Linked DNA regions of Mus musculus: region 1 is linked to region 2. The links are chromatin contacts, found by Hi-C or POLR2A ChIA-PET in ENCODE. All regions are on one chromosome and are shown on one strand. Each heading gives the region's core, a stretch centred on a gene start or an enhancer-like site at or near the end of the contact. The rest is flanking DNA. Distances are from core to core; before and after follow the strand shown.

Evidence for each region. A loop is a pair of places that touch in the nucleus more often than their neighbours do. ChIA-PET counts read pairs that join two places held with the same protein, here RNA polymerase II (POLR2A).
Region 1: a map of regulatory T cell shows a loop between it and region 2 (2.1-fold over the local background). The contact joins the enhancer-like site here to the promoter of Slc26a10 in region 2. A Hi-C loop is called at or near these places in 1 of 37 maps with a recorded cell type or tissue (regulatory T cell). POLR2A ChIA-PET finds 5 or more read pairs at or near these places in 4 of 5 experiments (Patski and embryonic stem cell).

Annotation. Positions count from the first base shown.
Region 1 is chr10:127,280,013-127,284,355 of GRCm38, forward strand. Dctn2 (dynactin 2) reads left to right here. Exons shown (of 14, transcript NM_027151.2): 14 at 1,389-1,947. The coding sequence ends at 1,475. Mbd6 (methyl-CpG binding domain protein 6) reads right to left here. Exons shown (of 13, transcript NM_001347171.1): 8 at 4,323-4,343; 9 at 4,031-4,200; 10 at 3,514-3,927; 11 at 3,380-3,432; 12 at 3,013-3,076; 13 at 1,944-2,895. The coding sequence ends at 2,821. Among named protein-coding and RNA genes, the nearest start is that of Mbd6, 6.8 kb to the right of the region's middle. Within about 2 kb of position 2,732, at least 1 of the 3 ENCODE cell types and tissues checked has a DNase peak (open chromatin) inside an H3K27ac peak, as active enhancers do.
Region 2 is chr10:127,178,401-127,182,684 of GRCm38, forward strand. Slc26a10 (solute carrier family 26, member 10) reads right to left here and starts at 2,182. Exons shown (of 18, transcript NM_177615.4): 1 at 1,831-2,182; 2 at 1,225-1,335; 3 at 329-486; 4 at 1-107. The coding sequence starts at 2,173. It overlaps Arhgef25 (Rho guanine nucleotide exchange factor (GEF) 25), which reads right to left. Exons shown (of 15, transcript NM_001358557.1): 15 at 4,121-4,284.

The DNA of each region.
Region 1 (4,343 bases), core at 1,482-3,981, 100 kb after region 2:
CTTAACTGCTCAACTCTCTTCAGCAGCTAGCCTGTTTTATTTGTTACTATGGCAATGCTCAATACATAGCTATATACTCAGTTTCTATTGGATGAACTATTCTTTTTTTTTTTTTTTTCTCTTTTTTTTTCTTCTTCCGGATGAACTATTCTTAGTGCTGTCAGGAGAACTACAAACCAGCAAAGAAAAGTGCGGGGGTGCACACCTTTAACCCTAACACTGCAGAGGCAGAGACGGGGATTTCTTGAGTTTGAGGCCAAACTAGGTAATTATAGTGAGTTCCAGGCCAGTCATGGTTACATGATGAGACCTAGTCTCATAATAAATGGAGAGAAGAAAAAGCCAGATGTGATGTAGCACACACCTTTAATCCTAGCACTTAGGAGACAGAGGAAGGGGGCCTCTCTGAGTTTAAAGCCAGCTTAGCTTGGTCTACAGTGAGTTCCAGGCCAGCCAGGGCAAGAAACCACGTCTTTGGGGGAAAAAAAAAGAAGTATTTGGTATATTTTTCTCCTAGCTTTCTAAAAATCTGAACCCATGAAGACTTAATCTCATCGAAGTCTTCTTTGCTGTCTGTCCTTCCATAAAATAAGTGAACAGCTCTGAAGGTGGGGTGGGGTGGGGTGGGGTATAGTCAGGGTAAAGTAAGTGAACAGCTCTGAAGGTGGAGAGGGTCAGAGTATGAGTCATGTAGACCCTGACCTAAGTCCACAGCACTCAGAGGGTTGCTTGAAAACTGCTGCTACAAACACTTCTTTACCTATCCGCCCACTCACCCACCCACCCCTCTCAAAACCAGAGACCCAAAGCTGTGTTTCTGTTTTAAAAACAATTCTCATGTATCCCACGTGGGTGCTGGGAATTGAACCTGGACCCTCTGGAAGAACAGCCAGTGCTCTTAACCTCTGAGACACCCCTCCAGACCCTATGGCCTAGGTGTGTTTGTGTAAACACTGGTTGCAAACTGAATCTGATCCAAACTGGACTCAGATTCACAGAGATGGCTCCATCTGCCTCTGCCTTCCAATGCTGGGATTAAAGGGCCGGCCACTCTACCTGGAGTGCATGGGGTTTATGTGCAGCTGGGGATTGCACCAGGGCTTTATGCTTGCTAGGCAAGCACTCTAGCAACTTAGATAGATCTTAGTCTATCTGTTTCTCTTTTTCTAAAAGAGAGATTCTTCGCCGGGCAGTAGTGGTACACGCCTTTAACCCCAGCACTTGGGAGGCAGAGGCAGGCAGATTTCTGAGTTCGAGGCCAGCCTGGTCTACAGAGTTCCAGGACAGCCAGGGCTACACAGATAAAGTCTCGAAAAAAGAGAGAGAGTTTCTTCTGGGTGTTCCTCATCTCGGATAGACTCTGATAGACTGTTCTTGCCCCTTTATAGGTGCAGACAACGATGCGTGAAAACTTGGCCACAGTTGAGGGGAACTTTGCCAGCATTGATGCTCGGATGAAGAGGCTGGGAAAGTGAGCATCACTGGGAGCTGGGGAGCGGGGATGACCCTTGCCCCTGAACTTTGTCAGACCCTTCCACAGGGTCACTCACAGCCCCAGCCCACCTGACAAGGGCAAGGGTTCTTGCATGTGGGGTACACACCCTCCCGACAAACAGAGTGGGAGCTGGGGGCTCTTATTGGATGAGGTTGTGGGCCCAGCCACATGCAGTTCCCGTCCAGTAAGTGCTTTGCCTGCTGTGGGAGAGGGACTGGATCCCGTCCTCTAACGTCTGTCTCTGGCCGAGTCTAACACTGTACAACTGTCTCTGACCATTAAATGCTGTTGTACCGTGGAGTCTCTGCTGTGTTCCTGGATTTCGGAGAGGCAGCACTGAGAGACGTGCATAACGTTAACAGTCTAAGCCACACTATTATGAGACTATTTCAGCTGTAATCTGTTCTTACCGAAGAGCTAAATAAAAAAATGAGTACAGAGTCAGAACCAGAGTTTCAAAATATTCTCATCTGTTAAATTAAGAGTGTCTCCCATAGAAAAGCAGTGGAGGCCCCACAGGGCAAGTACAAAACAGAATGAAAACTCCCAAGGGTCTTGTCTTTACAAAAAAAAAGGCAGGAGGCAGCCCCTGGACAGCTGGTCATGCTGGCCGCTCCGGCTGGACCACGCTGCATAACCCCCAGTGGCATCGTCACACCGTCTCTGAGCGCTTGATGGGGAGAAGGGCCAGTGTAGTGTGTATGGAGGAGAGATCCAAAGTCCTCTTGGCCCCCTTTCCATATCCCAGAGGAAAGCAGAGGGAACCTGGCTACGCTTTGAAATGAGGCTATGTGTTTCGGTCCTGGGGACAGGGATAAGAGGGGATCTGTGCTTTGAGCAACCTGAGCCAGAGGCAGAGGGGTGCTAGTGGGAATCGGGGAGATGCATGATGCTTATTGCTCTGTACCTTTCACTGGGAAGGAGGGCAGCAGCCAACAGTAGCTCACAGGTTTGTAAACTGAGCCTGCTAGCTTTAAGAAGGGAGGCAATGAAGTCGAATTAAATATAAAAGAGTCATTTGTGCAAAAATAACTTAAACAAATAAAAGACCTGGGGAAGGGGTGTCCCCTTAGCGCCTGATGGGGAGGGGCCATATACCACCCCCCAGGCCTCTTCAGTGACATGGCTTTGGGGGGGAGGGGTGAGCTTCCCTACCCCTGCAATGGCTCAGGATGGGATTTGTAGGGGAGGGGTTGCATTTGTGCTCTGAGTGGGGAGTAGTGCCCCACCCACTGTCCACAGGTGCACGTGGCTGGCAGGGGCTCCCAAGGCTCAGCACTCAGCTCTCCCCAGTCAGGGTCAGATTCCAGCTCCAGGTATGGCTGCTATGGGGCCAGTTTCCTCCTCTTATTTTTGGCAGGACGTCCAGGGCGGGCCCGGGGAGGCAAAGGGACAGCTGCCTGTATAAGAGAAGTCGAAAGAAGTGATCAGTTAGCTGAGGTAACAGGAGTCTTTCTCCCCACCACGCTAACCTTCCACTCTTGGCTCTAACCCCCACACCTCCAAGCCGCACTTACTCGCGTTGTAGGGCTGGGTTCCAAGGTCACGTCCTGGCGGGAGCTGCTGCTGTTCCGGGCAGGGCTGCAATAAGGGCACAGATGATCAGGAGCAGCTCCCGAGCACCAGGTGAATTTCAGAAGGCTGGTGAGAGACTTCTACATTTGGATAGTAAAGGCACAATGTCCTTATTCATATTCAAGTATCTGCCATTTTTGAAAAGCAAGCCACTATTTGGGACCAGGGGTCTATATGGTTCAGTAGTACAACACTTGGCCTAACATGCACAGGCCCTGGGTTGATCCCTAATACCACAGAAACAGATGGCACTGAGGACACTTTTCTAGTCCCAACAAATAGGTGGCGCAGGGTGGGCCTCACACTCACTTGTATTTTCTCCTCCGGCCACGACGAGACTTTCTGACTATCCCCGGGGGCACCTGAGGAAAGATGGATAGTGTGTGTGGAAAGGGAGACGCGCACTCGAGCCCAGTACCTGAACCTTACATCAGGACACCTACCTTAAGGTCCTCAGAATGGGTCCCAGGAAGGGGTGGATCCTTGGGCTCAGCACCCCCTTCCGCTAGCTCCCCATTATGCTGCCAATGGTGAGTCCTTCTTGGGGACCGTTCCATTTGTCCATTGAAGCCACCACGTGTCCCCCACTTGAGTGCTAGCCGGCCAGGCTCTCGGCGGCTGCCCGGCTTTCGGCCTCTGCCTGGCCTGGTCTCACCGTTAATGCCCCTAAGTCCCCCTCCTCCCCTCCGGCCCCGTTTCCCTGACCCCCTCCCAGTGAGCAGCTCGGGGACTGGGGGGTCAGGAGAAGCATGGGGTGGGGCTAAGGCACTGAGGGGAGGCCGGGCAGGCTCCGGTTCGAGGGCTGAGGCGGGGCTCTCGGGGGGCAGACAGGGGGCGTCTGGCTGCTCTGGAGGGATCTGCTGGCAAAAACATCTCTATTTCAACCACAGTCCTCTGTACTCAGAAAACCTTCCCAGGCTTAGGAAATACTTTCTTCCTGACAGAGACCCATCCTCTTACCTGGAGACTCTGTAGCAGGCAGGCTAGGGGACTAGAAGCCTCTGACAGGGCGGGAGGCGCTCCCCCCCCAGGGAGGAGCTGCAGCCCTAACTGGCTGGAAAGAAGAGGGCCAGGAGGCTGCAACAGGCTGGGGAGGGCTCCAGGGCTGCTGGCCAGTGAAGACAGATCACCTGCTGAGAAAGGGTACATAGAGCCTCTCCTTCACAGGCTGAGCAGACCCATACTCTCTTCAGGGTTACCCAATGGTCAGAGGAAACTTCCCAGTTTGGACTGCTTGTCTCATGCCACTCACCCAGCAGGCTGGCACTCAGCA
Region 2 (4,284 bases), core at 932-3,431:
AGCTGGGACACCAGCACGTGCAGCGCGGCCCCGCTGGTCAGCGCCTTGATCACAGGCTCCGATAGAAAGGTGGACAGGACACCAAGCTGCAGCACGAACATCCCCAGCTGTAGAGAAGGCGGCGACAGGTGGGGTCGGGGCGTGGTGCGAAACCTCCAACAGACCAGCCCGCACAGTGCACCAGCTTCCCCACGATATATCTGCCACTCCGGACTGGAAGCCAAGTTCAATGGTGTTTTTATCCTCCCCTCTATCCTCTGGCACAATTGTGTTGGTCCTTTTCGGTGGATTCATCTAAGGTCCTCACCCGGGTCGAGTCCTCGCTTACCATTAGCGCCCCACTCCCGAAGGCCACAGCGGCTGCCGCCCCAACTCTCCGAGCTTCCAGTTGCTCCCTTTCGATTCCACTGAGGTTCCCCGCGAGGGGTTCGGGCACCACCCTCTCGACTACAGAACCGGTCATTAGACTGAGTACTGCGAAAGTTCCTGCAGTCATGGGCCAAATGCAGAGATTAGCATTCGTGCAGCCTGGGGCAGAGCAGCAGCCGTGACTCGCACAGTTCTGGAGTCTCACATGCGTCCCATCCGCTCTCTTAGAAGACCTTAGGATCACGAGCTGGTGCAGCAGCCAGGAACCGATGCGGAAGAGCGCACCCATGGAACCAGTGGGCAAGGAGAAAAGAGTGTACCCACTGGCAAAAAAAAAAAAAAAAAAAAAAAAAAAAAAAAAAAAGTGCCCCTTCCTCACGCTCTCACTGGACCGTGAGCCACTGTGCACCTCTTTCCCTTCAAGGTCATGGTCCCTTCAAGTTGTTTCTTTTAACCAAATGTCACAGGGGACAAGGAGATCCTTGTAAACTGTCGCCTCTATACCCACTCCAACAAGCCTAGGGAGGCGACAGAGTTCTGTGCAAAGGGGGTGGAAATGGGTTGTGGATCCCAAGAGAGGTGGCAAGTAGGAGAGGGAAGGGGGCAGAGGGGAATACAGCCCCAAAGCTTCCAAGTAGCAGCCTTGCTAAGGTGTGTTTGACCCCTGCTTTTAATCCCAGCACGCAAGTGGCAGAGGCAGGATCTCTGAGTTTAAGACCACCTGGTCTGTGGGGAGCTTCAGACCAGCTAAGACTATAAAATGAGACCCTATCTCAAGGGATGAGGGTATGCCTCAAGTCCCTGTCTATTTTCATCCCAAAGAGAAGCAAAGTCATGAGCAGTGTGGCCACTCACCAGTGGACAGGTGTCTCCCAGTGCCCAGTAAACTGTAGATGAGAACAGGAAAGAAAGACGTGTAGAGTCCGAACACCGGGGGCACCGAGGTCAGGAGGGCAAAAGCCATGCCTGGTAGAAAAGTAGAAGGAATCGGGGTGGGGTGGGGTGGGGATGGGATGAGGGTGGGGATGGTGGGGTGCACAACCTCCAGATACTGCCCTTCCCAACACTCTTGGGTTGACACCAGATACTATCAATCATGGCCCCGGAGGGAACGGAAAGGTTAATTAATGGGCCTCAGTGGGAGGTCGTGAGGCTGACAAGGTCACAGATCCTTGCCCACGTCCTGGGTGGCAGGTTTTGTGCCTCTCTACAATTCTCTGAGGCAGAACAGAGTCCAGTATATCTCGCAGAATTGCACAGATGTGGAGGGATGGGGGTGGGGAATTATGATGGAGTCCCTTAGTCCTCTCAAACCGAACCTCAAGCTCCTCCTCTCTGATCCTCCCCCATGCAGGGACACAAGTCCTCCACATCACTGCTGGACTCTCAGCTTCCCAGGGCCCTGCCCTGAAAGCCCCCCATAACTTGGAATTCCAACGGGCTGAAGTTGGGGACTCTTACCCTGGGGCACGTGCACAACGCCCACGGTTACTCCAGCCACAGCATCTCCGAGCAGCCAGGCTCGCCAGCGGTATTGGGGCAGCCAACGCAGCGGGGGCAGCCGTGCCAGCAGCACGCGCCACGCCCCCGGCCCAGAACAGGCGCTGGCTCGCCTCCTCCGCAGCCTGCACAAGCAGGGTAGGCAGGGCTCCGCTGGCAGCTCCGGCTCCGGCTCTGCGCCCCCGAAGAGCTCCTGGAACCGAGCGTGGGTGAGAGGTTCTCTGAACCTTGAGCTCAGCGGAGACTTAAGGTCAGAAACCTCTTCCGGATCTGAGCAGGTCCCAGAGGCAAGTGGCCCACTCATTTTGTCCTTGGCCCCCTGCAGCATCTCCTGGTCTTAAATACCCTCTGTTCCATCAGCTCTGAGCCCGCCTCTATAAAGCAGGGTCCAATCCGGACCTGTAGGGAGTACTCTCTAGAGTACCTCCTTGGGTCAGGCTTGGGTGGAAAAAGTCCCTGTGTTAGGCGTTTCCTCAGATATCCTTTCTTAGCTCTGCCTAAGAACCTGGGGGCCTGCTGTGAGGATGTTGAGGAACCATAGGGAGATAAGAGACCCACAGTCACTTCCAGTGACCCTCATCGCTTCGCTTCTCAGGGACTGGGAGGCATTTTTTTTTTCTTCATTTGCACTTTGAGCAAAGACAGAGCTGGTTCCTTTTGGGTCACAGGTCTTCTTTCCCTGAGCCTCTGCATTCTCACCACCACCACCACCACCACCACTGCTGGAGCACAAAATTCACAGCCAGTTGGGATTCCCCACTCAAATCCCATTCCTCATGTGGCAAACTTGCCCCAGTAAAGTACAAGAGGCCTTACTGTTTTATAAGCATGGTGAATGCGACAGGGTGCATGGTGAATGGGACAGGGACAGGGACCCACTCCACCCTCTCTAATGCAGATGGCTGGGTTTGATTTAGGGGAAAGACTGAATTAACAAAGACATTTTTATCTATTTGTTAGGAGCCCCAAAGTCCTCTAATACTGTTCCTTACATCCAGTGTTATTCTCCAAGTAGGCATTTAGAAGTACACGATTAAACTAAGGGCATGCCGTGTGCTGCTGGAACCGCTGCCCGTTGCTGCCTTGGGCACCTTGTCACCACTGGCAGTGGTGGGCCTGGCTGCCGCAGGAGCATGAAGGGTCCAGCCACCCACCTCATGTACCCCTGAAGAGACACAAAGGTTCTGGGCCCCAGGATTTCACTGTTTGCCGTCATCCACTCAGAGATGCTTCGGCACCCCCATCACCCTGTGGTTCCCCCAGTCCCTGACCCCAAAGCCCAGGGTGGGGTCCAGAGAGGGTGGGCCTCTCTTCTTCAATTCCTCCTATTGTTCCCCAGAAATCTTATCTGGGCTTCACGTCCTGTCCCCCCCTTAAAGATCCCTCCCCTCATTGTCAGCCACAGAGACCTGAGGCTCCCATATCTCCCCCCCCCCACCCCCCACCCCAGTAGTCTATTGTCTGCTGAGGAAGCCCCAGTGCACGTGACTGAGCCCAGGGGACTGACGGACACGGTGGACACACAGATACATAGGGACCCAGAGGCAGTCATATGGGTCTCCACACACTTGCCTGTCTCTGTTCCAGAGGCTGTGCCAGAAGCTGGGAGGGGCAGACATCTTCAGCTCTCCACATTAGCTCCGAATTTAAAGAATCTATTCCTACTCAGCGTGCACACACCTTACCCCTTTCCCTCAAGATGGCAAAGAGGACTCCAGAGCTGCTCCATCCTCCCATTCTTCAGCAGAGCATGGATGCTCAGAGGAAAGGTACCCGGGGTGTTTTGTGCTTTTAGATCTAGATACTGTGAGTGGTAGGGGGTCAGAGAACAGTGAGCCTTCTGGTGGAGTCTGAACCAAAGGATAGATCTAGAACCCAGGGCCCTGAATAAAGGGGAGAATACATTAAGAGATATTAAGATTTTCCCTAAGCCTGAGGTCTGGAGTGAGAGATGCTACAATTGATTAGAGGTGAAGGGCAAAGATAGAGGTCTCTTATCTTCTAACATTCTCATTCTATTGTTTTTGAGGGAGGGTCTCACTCAGTAGACCAGTCTGGCCTCCAACTCAGAGATCCGCCTGCCCCTGCCTCCCAGGTGCTGGGATTAAAGGTGTGCGCCACACATCCAGCTTTACCCTCTTCTTATCACCAGGGCCCTCCTCAAATGACTGCAGCCAGCAGACTTCTTCTATGCCACTTTAACAACCCATTCCCACGGCAGCCTCGCCATCTCCCTCCCAAGACAACAACCTCAGTGATATAGCAAAACTTTTATTCACAAGAAAACTCGAAAACAAAATCACAACCCAGGCCAATAATTTCTATCTGGTCCCTGCCCTCATCCTCCCTCCAAGCTCCTCCATATCCTCCATTTGAGTGGGTCGTGGTGCATGCAGGGAGTGGAACTGACGGATC